Linked DNA regions of Homo sapiens: all the other regions are linked to region 2. A link is a contact called in ENCODE Hi-C or POLR2A ChIA-PET data. All regions are on one chromosome and are shown on one strand. The core of a region is the stretch at or near the end of the contact, and the rest is flanking DNA. Distances in the headings are between cores, read along the strand shown. Region 1 has its middle 6.5 kb from the start of LINC02668. Region 2 has its middle 25 kb from the start of PITRM1. Region 3 overlaps PFKP (phosphofructokinase, platelet).

Region 1 (3,884 bases), core at 438-2,937, 67 kb before region 2:
AATTAAAAGTATGAATAGAGAAAAGTGTTCAAGATATATTTTATTGATAATTTTTTACTGTGGTAAAATATGTACTTCATAAGATGTGCTAAGTTAACCATTTTTAAGTGGACAATTCAGAGGTATGACATCCATTCACATTGTGCGACCGTGACTACCATCCCTCCACAGAACTCTGCATCTTCCCAAACTGAAACCCTGTGTCCACTAAATAAAACTCCCCATTCCTCCATTCCCTCCCCCTGGCAACACCATTCATTCTACTTTCTGTCTCTGTGATTTTGACTGCCCTAAGCACCTCCTCTAACTAGAACCATAAGTCAGTGCACTTCTGAGACTGGCTTGTTTCTCTTAGCAAAATGTCCCCAAGGTCGTCCGTGTGGCAGCATGTGCCAGAATTTCCTTCCTCTTTAAGGCTGCATAATATTGTATAGTATGGATAGACCACATTTTGTTTATCCATTCATCTCTTGGTGGACAAGTGCATCTTTATACTCAGATAAACACACAGAATGCAATGAGTGTTTCCATGGGGACACAGGTCAACTCACAGTGTCCAGTGGCAACTCAGAAGCCATCTGGTCTACCGTCTCTGCAGCAGCCCTCGTCTGACCATCTGACCCTTCATTTGCTACCCCTCCCACATTGTCACCCCTGAAATGTTCATGGACTTGCTGGCCTACCTTCAATGGCCACCCCCACTGCCACCCCTCAGGTATGAGTCACAGGGGCACTTCTTTGTTCACCGCAGCCCCAGTAATGACAGCTGTTCATGGCATGCAGTAGGAATTTGATAAATACTGTTGAGTGCATGAATGAATACTTGCGATGGTTACACTGGGACCAAAAAAAAAAAATCAAGAAACGGAATGAAATGGATGATGACTTTTCACTTTTAATTCTATGAAGTTTGATTTTTGAAATCTATACCAAGTATTATATTCTAATTTGAAAAGTTTAAAAATAATGACCTGGAAGTAAATAACCCCTAATCCGAAAGGTGAGCTGTAGTCGGTAGGGTCTTCCATGTACTCAGGCTCACAAAGGAGAGAGATGGTGGCTTAAGGAGTCCCCAGCTGTGCCCCCAAATCTCCTCTCAAAAATATGTGTAGCCCAGGCTGCACCCAGCCCTGAAACCAGCCCAAGGCTCTCCTTTCCTCTGCTGTCAGAAGGAGGGACGCCTAGGGTCAGGAGGGGCTTGCTGTGGCACCTCCCACACACCCCCATGGCCAGCTGACCCCAGTGCGCTGAGGCTTTCAGGACTTTGCTGAGTGTGTGACCACGGGCAGCTGCGAATGACCCTGCGGAGGGGATGGTGCCAGCCGTGTGGCCGGCAAGCAGCAGGCTGTGGTGGCAGGTAGGAACTTCCTTCTGCTCAGGGAATTGCTGCTGGTATCAACACAGCCCGAAAGAAATATGCTGTATGTCATTAACTTAGGTCTGTTTCAATTACATTCCATCAGAAAACTGACTCTGCCTTTTTGTGGAGAACTTGACTTTACGGGTTGGCTCTGCTGGGAACAGGTTTGTAGAGGAAGGGCTGAAACACGAAACAAAGAGAAGGTTCTGAGAAAGGCCAGGACGATATCCTGTTGTTGTTCAGTGATTCCCTAAACAGAACACTTTGTGAGGGCCCTGCTGGAGGCCCAGGGTGGCTGTTCCTAACAATACCAGCAGCCAGAGGAAGCTGTTAGATGAGTGGGTCAGGAGGAGGCGGTGGCACTGCCCAGGAGTCATTTCTGGGTCGTGTGTGGTGGCCACAATTTGCAAAACAGGAAGGAGAAGAAGAAAAAATGATTGGCAAGTGGCAAAAGGAAGGCAAAAGTCGCACTCTGCTCCCTGAAAGGCAGCAGAATTAAATGGCCAGCAGGACCAAGCAACATCCATGTGGTGAAGGAACCAACCTGAAAGACAAACAGAAAGAAACGCTGGCAGGTGGGGAGTTAGGGGAGTCCGTGAAGGGCATGGCACTCACCAGGAACCAGCGCAACGCCCCCTGCAGCCTGATCTTCCTGGCACCGAAGCACACGGCCTGGGAGCTTGTGGAAGACACAACATTCCGATTCAGTAGCTCCTGAGAGTCTGTGTTTCCAACAAACTCTCACTGCTGCCGGCCTGGGGACCACACTTAGAGACTAAGAATTGCGTTTGCTGCTTCTCCCACCTTCCGCACGGTGGGTCCACCCAGGGAGCTTTAACAACTGCCAATGCTGGGGCCCCAGCTTCTCCACTTGTGATCTAACCGGTCTGGGGTATGGGCTGGGCTTCAGAATGTTTTAAAGCTCCCCAGGTGACACTAATGCTCAGCAGTTTGAGAAGCACTGATGTGGATGAAACGATAATAAGTAACCAGTGGCAATGTGGAGAATTTCAGCCAAGCAATACCCTCATAGACTCCTAAAAAGCCTGAATCCTGGATAAACTTTCAAATCACAGAAGCACATCTTTGTGTTTCTTCTTCATTGGAACAGGTGATAACTGTGCAAATAAAACCAGTTGCCTCCCAAACTGCTCTGAGTCTAAAATAGGACCAAAGAGAAAGAAGTTTTCAGAAAACAAGATGGCCAGTGCATCAGGAGTGAGTTCATCTGGACAGGAAGAGAAACTCACAGTGTCTCCTCTCCTAGGGTGTCCATCATCAGCTCCACCTCTTCCTGAGGCCACCTCCACCTCACCACTTACGTCAGCTCTTCCAGTTCCTGAGCTCAGCTGAACTACCTAATTCGGGGATCTTGAATATCAGCTAGAATTTTGCTGGGTTGAATGTAACAAACAGGAAAAATCCATGACTTATAGGAGATTGAAGGGTATCTCCCCCACACAGCTACGAGACTGGAGGTGGTAGGGCTGGGCTGGGGTGATGGCTTCCCGGGCATCAGGGTCCCAGACTCCTTCATTTCATCTCACTCACTGCTCTGCCTCATGGTAAAAAATGGCTGCCCAGGTGCCAGCCAGCACTTCCGCACAGCAGCCAGGAGGACGAGCAGGGGGCAGCTTTTACGCTCTCCTTTAAGGCAGTCCTGTCCATTGGTCAGAATTTAGTCCTGTGCCCTTCCTAGCTGTGAGGAGGATTGCAAAGTGTTGTACTTGCCAAGACAGAAGTCCCAAGCTACAAAGTTGGAGAAAGAAGAATTCATACTACAAAGAATCCAGTAGTCTTCAACAAGTCCTCTTTTACTTACCCTATTTGACTTCCTACATCTCTTCTCTAACCAGTAATTCACACGAGCCAGGTACTATGCCAAGCCCTTCATACCCACTGTTGCGTTTAGTCCTCATGCAACCTCATGAGGGAAAATTTTCAGAATCCAAATGGAGTTCCCTGTGTTAAAACCCTGACACGCTGGGGAAGGCCATGGAGGGAGGGCTCTCATGAGTGAGGCATTGCAACTTTTCACAAAAAACCACTTCTGCCAGGACATCTGCCAGCAACTGCCTGTCCAGCCTCAGACAGGCATCACCCTTGTTATTGATCCTTGTGGCCCAGGATAATTATCTCAAAACAATTCTGCAATCCTCATTTTCTTAAAAAAAATTATCTCTTTTTACTTCTCTGGATAAGCAATTAGTTTACCATGGCACACACATGCCCATCTTAATGCCTACGCCCGAATAAACACCATTGTCCTTTAGATAGTTTCCTTCTTTGTTATTTAGGTTGACAGAGGTCAGCTTCATTTAGACAACTTGCCAAGGTTACCCAGCTTAGTTTAGGTAACTTGCCAAGGTTACCCAGCTAGCAGCTGATGTAATTAAGGTTTGAACCCTGGTATGTCTCACTCCAAAGCTATTAACAACTCCGACGTTTCCGGCATGGGTTTGATAAACAGACCCAGAACCTCACAGTAGAGGCTTCTAAGCCAATTCATTCATAAGTGCCTGAG
Region 2 (3,639 bases), core at 390-2,889:
TCTGCTGCTTCTTCAAGGCTGAGCCACGCTTCCCCAGCCTGGTGTCTCTGTGCACGAGGGCTGTCGCCACAAAGCACCACAGACTGGGGGTTTAACTCCCAGCAAGGTATTTCTCACAGTCCTAGAGGCTGCAAGTCTGAGATGATGGTGTGGGCAGGGCCAGTTCATCCTGAGTCCTCTCCATGGCTTGCAGACGGCGTCTTCTCCCTGTGTCCTCACAGGGTCGTCCCTCTGTGTGCACCTGCATCCGAATCTCCTCCTCTTATCAGGACATCAACCCTGTGGTTTAGAGACTACCCTGATGGCCTCATTTTACATTAATTACCTCTTTAAAGACCCTATCTCCAAATACAGTCATAATCTGAGGTCCCAGGGGTTGGGGCTTCCATGTAGGATTTCCTGGGAGACACAATTCGGCCATCACATGACCACCAGTGTCCCCTTGGGCATGCATTGAATGCTTGTGTTCACCCCAAAAATTCATGTCAAAGCCCAAGCCCCTCATATGGCAGTATTTAGAGGCAGGAACTTGGGGAGACAATGAGGGTTGGATGAAGCTATGACTTGGGGCCCCACGATGGGACCAGCGCTGTAAAAAGAAGAGGAAGGGGGCAGAGCTCTCTCTCTCTCCCTCTCCTCTCTCTGTCTCTCCTCTCTCTCTCTCCCCCACCCCCATGTGAGGATACAGTGAGAAGGTGCCCTCTCTCAACCAGGAAAAGGCCCTCATCAGCAAGTGAATCTGCCGGTGCCTTGACCTTAGACTTCAGTCTCCAGAACTGTGAGGAATCCCTGTTTGCTGCTGAAGTCACTCAGTCTTCGGTATTTTGTCACGGCCCGAGCTGGCTAAGACAACCAAGCACTTCTTAAGTAACGAATGGGCCCTTCTCAGAGCCCAAATTAGCCCTAAACACGATTCACCTGAAACACTGGGCATTCCAATCCTAAATCATGAGAATCAGCTGAGCTTCAGACTGGTTTAAATGCCAAAGAATAAACAAGAGAATGCAATATTCAAAAAGACATTAAAGTTTGAATTATCTCAATCACCTGCATATATCCAATTGGCTAGATTTTCACATTTTCAAATAAATATTGACTGCATTTGCACTCAGTGGAACTATATTCCTAAGTAATATTCTGGGAGTTGTATACAAGACAATTTTATGAAGCCTCTTTAACATCACCTCGTTTTAGAGTCTGTGTCACATAATTGACACCCGCCGTGCTGGGGGCAGTGTGGTTTGCCACAGTCGCAATCACTGGCGAATGAGCTAATCCCGAAAGTTGTTTTATGAGCTTCTTTTCACCAGTGACACCGAAGCACTGATCCCTGTCCCTGATAAGCCTCGTGTAATGACTCAACCCTAAGAAATCCACAAACAGACAGCTATCCCTTAAATGAATGCATTTTTGAGAGATCCCAGTGAAAATTCTGAGCTGCCGTTGCTGGAAGACCTGATGGGGACGTCTCCTTTCGCTGCTCCATGTGGTAACGCAATGGTCAGCGGTCACTCCCTCCTGATGGAAGGAACCAGCAGCACCTGCCTGCTACCAGCTGTAGAACGAGGGAGACTGAGTGGGAGACGTTCCCAGAGTCTCGGCAGCGCCCGGCCCGGTTCAGCCAGGCCTCTGCTGCCCTCCGGTGGCCTTCGGCTGGAAGCAGCGGACAGAGAGTCCCGCTGCAGGAGGCTGGGACGCAGAGCATTCCTGGAATTAATTCCTGGACTGCTGGGAAAGCGGCCGGGGTGTCTGGGGTGTGCAGGACTAAAGCAAACCACTCAGCCCTCGGCCTGTAACTCCTTGCTTCCCCCAGTGCATTTTTCTCCTTGGTAAAATCCAGATGAAATGAACCAAAAGAAAAAGCAGCCTCCAAGATGAGAGGTCCCGGAAGGAAGCCTTGGAAGGAAGCGAGGGGACGCCCCTGGCCTCGGCCTCATTGCCTGTTCCTTCTCCTCGGCAGCTCTGCATGGCCCCCCAGCAGGACAGCTCATCCAAGGACACCCCTGCCTGGGGCCTGAGGACCCACCTGCAGGGCCAGACCCCCCTCCCCACCCCGGGGTGAACACAGCCCCCACAGGCCCCAGTGGGCGGGAATGTTCCCCGTGGTGGCCATTCACATAACAGGACAAAAGAGCCCCCACGTTTGCTGGGATGACTCTTGGGAGACCGCCAGCAAGTTGCAGACCACGGCAGAGGCCGAGCTGAGATGGGAATTCCATGCCCAGGTCTCCCTGGACTGAGGGAACGTGATAGAAAGCTGAAATAGAAACAGAAACAATAGTGACGCCTCTTTAGAAAGGCTACAACTGAAAACTGGTTCCCAGTCTAGCCTGATGGACACACGATCTGAAGAGATCCAAGACCCGTTTCTGAGAGGAGAGAGAAGACCGTGGCCGGCAGACAGGGGTGATGCTCTCAGCTGCCCTTTTCCAGCCAAGGCCAGAAATGTGGTGTTGCTTTGGCTGGCTTTACACCCAGGACCCCAAGCGAGCTTCCTCCCCAAAGTGGGCTGTCCTCTGGACTCTGGGTTGGGGACATCTCTGAGCCAGCTGGGAGGTCAGAGACAGGTTTACAACCAGGAACCCCCTCCCAGGCCCGGCATGAAGCGTGGGCTGCGTACCTTAAAAATGTGGCTTTAGAAAGTGAAATGTTGGCCGGGCGCAGTGGTTCACACCAGTAATCCCAGCACTTTGGGAGACCGAGATGGGCGGATCACCTGAGGTCAGGAGTTCAAGACCACCCTGGCCAACATGGTGAAACCCCATCTCTGCTAAAAATACAAAACTTGGCCGAATGTGGTGGCGGGCGCCTGTAGTCCCAGCTACTTGGGAGGCTGAGGCATGAGAATTGCTTGAACCCTGGGAGGCAGAGGCTGCAGTGAGCTGAGATCGTGCCACTGCACTCCAGCCTGGGTGACAGAGTGAGACTCCATCTCAAAAAAAAAAAAAAGAAAAAGAAAAAGAAAAGAAAAAAGAAAACAAGAAAGTGAAGCAGCGTCAACACCAGCCAGGCTCAGTACCCTGGAATTACATATTCAGTTTGTGGCCTGATGTGGGGTAAGTTGGTTTCAAAGAAACAATAAACCTGTAATTTTAACAAATTGATGTTTGGCAAACTAGACATTCTAGAAGGCAGTCGTTCAGAGGGCAGCTGCTGGTGGCTGGACAGCTTCTGAACGGGCAGCCAGTGTCCATGGCCAGGTGGGCAGTATTTGCTTCTCAGTTCCAACTGGAATCATGACTCCAAAGCGACAGCTGCCACGAGCAACAGAGAATGGAGAGAGACACACCCAAGCGTGGCCACACAGCAATTCACAGTCAGGAAGGAGAAGCCGGAGAGGGACTCAGCCGATGACCCCAGGAGCCACAGAACTCCCACTCACTGCAGGCGAATCTACCCGGGAGAGAAGGGAAAAGAGGTTCCCCAAACACCACCAGGGAATAGGATGATATTCATAGCAACAAGCATTTATATGATACTCTGTGCTGGGTGCTTTACCTGTATGTACTCATGAATCTTGATAACGCTTGAGCCAGGAGCTCTTCCGTGAACATTGTCGTTTTGTAGAAGAAGAAACAGAGTCACAGGGCCCCCAAGGGACCTGCCCGGGTCCTACAGCTTTAAGAAGTAGAGCTGAAC
Region 3 (3,491 bases), core at 865-3,364, 100 kb after region 2:
CTCACAGGCTGGTACAGGGACTGCCCATCACCAGGCCCCCTACCTCCATGGCAAAACAGCAGAACATCTTCTAAACACAGCCCAGTCTCACTCTAGGGATTATTATTATTATTATTGTCTCCCCTTGCTCTGAAAACAGATTTCCCTTGCAGTGCAGATGAGCCCAGTGTAGCCGTCCCCCGGAGGGCGAGGGTGAGCAAGTGTGAGGTCGGATGCAGACCTCGCCTCTGCACAGGGCACCCTGGGAGGCACCGTTTATGTTCTGTCCTGCTGCGGATGCTCTGTCCACACAAGGACTCACTGGTAACAGACGGTCATGTGCAAAGCCATGAATGACTCTTGGAGGCCATAATCCTCAGAATATTGTAAGTACAATAGGTAGGTAGGCGGGTGGGTGGATACATAAATAAAGAGATAACCTAGCCTTGGGGTTGCAGTTTCAGTGATCTCTACCACCCCAAACTCCCAGGTTTTTTTGTTTTTTGTTTTTTTGAGACGGAGTCTCGCTGTGTCACCCAGGCTGGAGTGCAGTGGCGTGATCTTGGCTCATTGCAAGCTCCGCCTCCCGGGTTCCTGCCATTCTCCCACCTCAGCCTCCTTAGTAGCTGGGACTACAGGCACCCGCCACCACGCCCGGCTAATTTTTTGTATTTTTAGTAGAGACGGGGTTTCACCGTGTTAGCCAGGATGGTCTCGATCTCCTGACCTCGTGATCCGCCCGCCTCGGACTCCCAAAGTGCTGGGATTACAGGCATGAGCCGCCGCACCCGGCCTCCCAGGTTTCTGCTAAGAATTATGCTTCATTCTGCAAGCACAACAGAGCGCTCCATTCTTCAGGTCTGGGAGCAACACTGAACAAACTGCCATCTGCAGTGATCCTGACTTTCCAGATTGACTTCCATGAAGCTCGGGGGGGCAAGGAAACAAGGAAGCAGGCATGTAGCCTGGGCCACCGTGAAACGGACCCTTCTTAGAGGCACGACCTCCCATCCTCCAAGCCCACATCTCAGGAGGAGAGAAAAGATGACCCATGATGGGGCCTGAACTGCAGCAGAAACCGGGACCTCCCTGAGAGGACTGGGATGTAGAGCGGCCGTAAACCTGGGGCTCCGGCAAAACTGAAACAGACAGTTCCTACATTCCCACACCCAGAGCTGTTGCGGTCATTTCTGTGCATGCAGTTTTTTGGTAAATAAAGAGACCGGGGGGAAGGTGCCAGTTCCGGCCGCCACCCTGCTGAAGAGGATGCCAAGGCCGCTGCAGCATCCTGAGGCCGTCTCAGGCCCAGGAGTCAACCATGCACCCCTAACGGCATCAGCTTTCAGAGTATTCCTGGAGCACGCGCTATCCCGGACGCTGCTTCCAAGTCAACCGCCACCCAGCATTTTACTAGTTAATATGCCATAGTGGGAACCATACAATTTCCTTTCCCTGCATGAGTTCACAGAATTTAAATACGGATTTAATCAAACATGTTAACGAATCCTCTTGCTTCTGGAGTAGTAAGAAAACTGCTCTGCAAACCACAACATTTTGAAAAGTAAAATGTTCTCTGAAAGTAATTTCATTATTTTGTGTTGCATAGATGCATGTGGCAAAGAAAGCCATTAAAAAATAGAAAGGGAGGGCTTTCTGAGTGCCACCTCCAATGCTCCCTGTCTAGTGCATGCGTGAGCTAAGTTGCTAGGAAATGACTCATTCTTTAATTTGCAAAGTCACGACGCCCATGGAACATGTGAAAAGCAACTACCAGCCGCAGTTCTAAGCCGTCTTTCACCAACAAGGAAGATATTACTAAATTAGGAAGACTCATTTTGCCCAAACGTACTACAACGTAGAAATTCAGATGAGTTTTCTCTTTTGAAGTCTTCTTAGAAGGCTGAATATTTATCTTACTACAGCCAAAGCCCAGACGTTTCCTAAAACACCCTTTTGGAATTTGCCTTCCAAGCCAGTTTTATGACTCACATAGGAAAAACAGAGCATAAAACCTTTAACCTTATCTCAGTTTTTTGGCCAAAGTAACATTCTCTGTCTTGTTGACTCTGACTCACAAGATGAACCTTAGAGCTCCTCGTTGGCTGTATCGGATCCATCGTCGGACAGAATTTTTTACGTTGAGTCATTCGATCACATCTAAGAACATGCCACAGGCTCTGAAGTCATTTCAACTTATTCGAAATTGTTTTGAGCTGTGTCAAAATAACCAGCCTTCTAACCATGTAGGAGATCATTCTATATGTAGAGGTGGTTTTGACTAGAATTTTTAGGCAATCGCCGAATCCATCATAAATGGAGTAAGCTAGTTCACCTATGCGCGTAGTTCACCTATGGGTGGCTTTCTCGGACGTCTCATATGTAAGTTTTTTTTTTTAAAGTTACAGACAAAGGGAAATTATACCGTTGTGTTGCAGCAGTAGGCTTTTTCTTTCAGAATGCTTGTTGCATGGGTCCATGTGTCTTCTCAACTGGATAATGCTTTTTTCCAATCTGATTTCCTGAATTCTTCACTCAACTAACTCCAAATGGTGAACATTCCAACTACCAGAATAAAACAAGCTCCTAGAGATAACAGACTTTAAAAGTGCCTTCCAGATAGTGTTATCACCAGCTTCCTGCAGACATAGTTACTGCATCCAGAGATGTAGGGGCTTTGCTGCTTCTGAGTAAATACTATTTTTTTTGTTTCCTACAGAATCAAGCTTTCCCTAGTTTAATCCTTTTCCCTCCCCCACAGAACCTAAAGCTACAACATTCCTTAATAAATTAAAGCATTTCACTTTTAGAATTCAGAGCATGCATGCAGAGGTCAGCTCTGAACGGCTCTCTAGGCTTAGACTTGGGAAACACCAGCGTTCCAAACTAGGTGTGCGAGAAAGAGAGGCGGCAGGAATTTCACTATGTCAATGGTTTTCAAAGGCCAGGAATCGTGGCTTTATCCTGTCTCTAGGAAATTCAGAGGCAGAGCCTGAGATTAAACAGCCCCACACCAACACACATCCCAAGCCCTGCTCACCTCCCCACCAACACTCTGAAGGAACGCTCTTGTCCAGAGACCCTACCAATCACCCCAGCAAAGCACCCTCACTGATTTCATTACTTGATAGAAAATTTCTATAGAGCAGCCTCAGGATTTCTTCTTGGGAGACTCAGTCAACTGTAAAATTCTAAAATAGGTTAGCACACGACACACCATCATGTGGTCCTGCACTTGCTTCTTTGGAAGACCAATAATGCAACAGCATGATGTATTTAGCCCTCTGGCATCACAGATTTCTTTAAGCCAAAGCTAAGAGTGCACAATTCCGGTAAGTTGTACAACCAACAGCCCCAGCAGGAGCGAGGCCGGTCGCCCTTCCTCCCCTGTAGAGAGAGGGTCCCAAGCACTGGCCTGGCAGTGACCTTACAGCAAACCCCACCTTGAGGCTCATTCAGCTGACCACAGTGGTGGGGAGGTGGTGGTGAAGGGAGATGGTGCTCTTCTGCAGTTT

The links. Hi-C counts contacts between places; a loop is a spot of excess contacts on that map. ChIA-PET counts read pairs that join two places held with the same protein, here RNA polymerase II (POLR2A). Pooled maps may share reads with other maps.
Region 1: a pooled map shows a loop between it and region 2 (8-fold over the local background). The contact joins two enhancer-like sites. A Hi-C loop is called at or near these places in 1 of 50 pooled maps. POLR2A ChIA-PET finds 5 or more read pairs at or near these places in 2 of 52 experiments (AG04450 and naive thymus-derived CD4-positive, alpha-beta T cell).
Region 3: a loop to region 2 is called in a pooled map, with 14 times the contacts of the local background. The contact joins two enhancer-like sites. A Hi-C loop is called at or near these places in 5 of 50 pooled maps. POLR2A ChIA-PET finds 5 or more read pairs at or near these places in 2 of 52 experiments (HCT116 and WTC11).

The regions. Positions count from the first base shown.
Region 1 is chr10:3,262,061-3,265,944 of GRCh38, reverse strand. No RefSeq gene overlaps it. Among named protein-coding and RNA genes, the nearest start is that of LINC02668, 6.5 kb to the right of the region's middle. RefSeq lists a silencer at 2,932-3,097. Within about 2 kb of position 1,687, at least 5 of the 41 ENCODE cell types and tissues checked have a DNase peak (open chromatin) inside an H3K27ac peak, as active enhancers do.
Region 2 is chr10:3,195,537-3,199,175 of GRCh38, reverse strand. No RefSeq gene overlaps it. Among named protein-coding and RNA genes, the nearest start is that of PITRM1, 25 kb to the right of the region's middle. Within about 2 kb of position 1,639, at least 7 of the 41 ENCODE cell types and tissues checked have a DNase peak (open chromatin) inside an H3K27ac peak, as active enhancers do.
Region 3 is chr10:3,094,079-3,097,569 of GRCh38, reverse strand. All of the region lies in intron 2 of PFKP (phosphofructokinase, platelet), which reads right to left. Among named protein-coding and RNA genes, the nearest start is that of PFKP, 28 kb to the right of the region's middle. RefSeq lists an enhancer at 1,220-2,419. Within about 2 kb of position 2,114, at least 20 of the 41 ENCODE cell types and tissues checked have a DNase peak (open chromatin) inside an H3K27ac peak, as active enhancers do.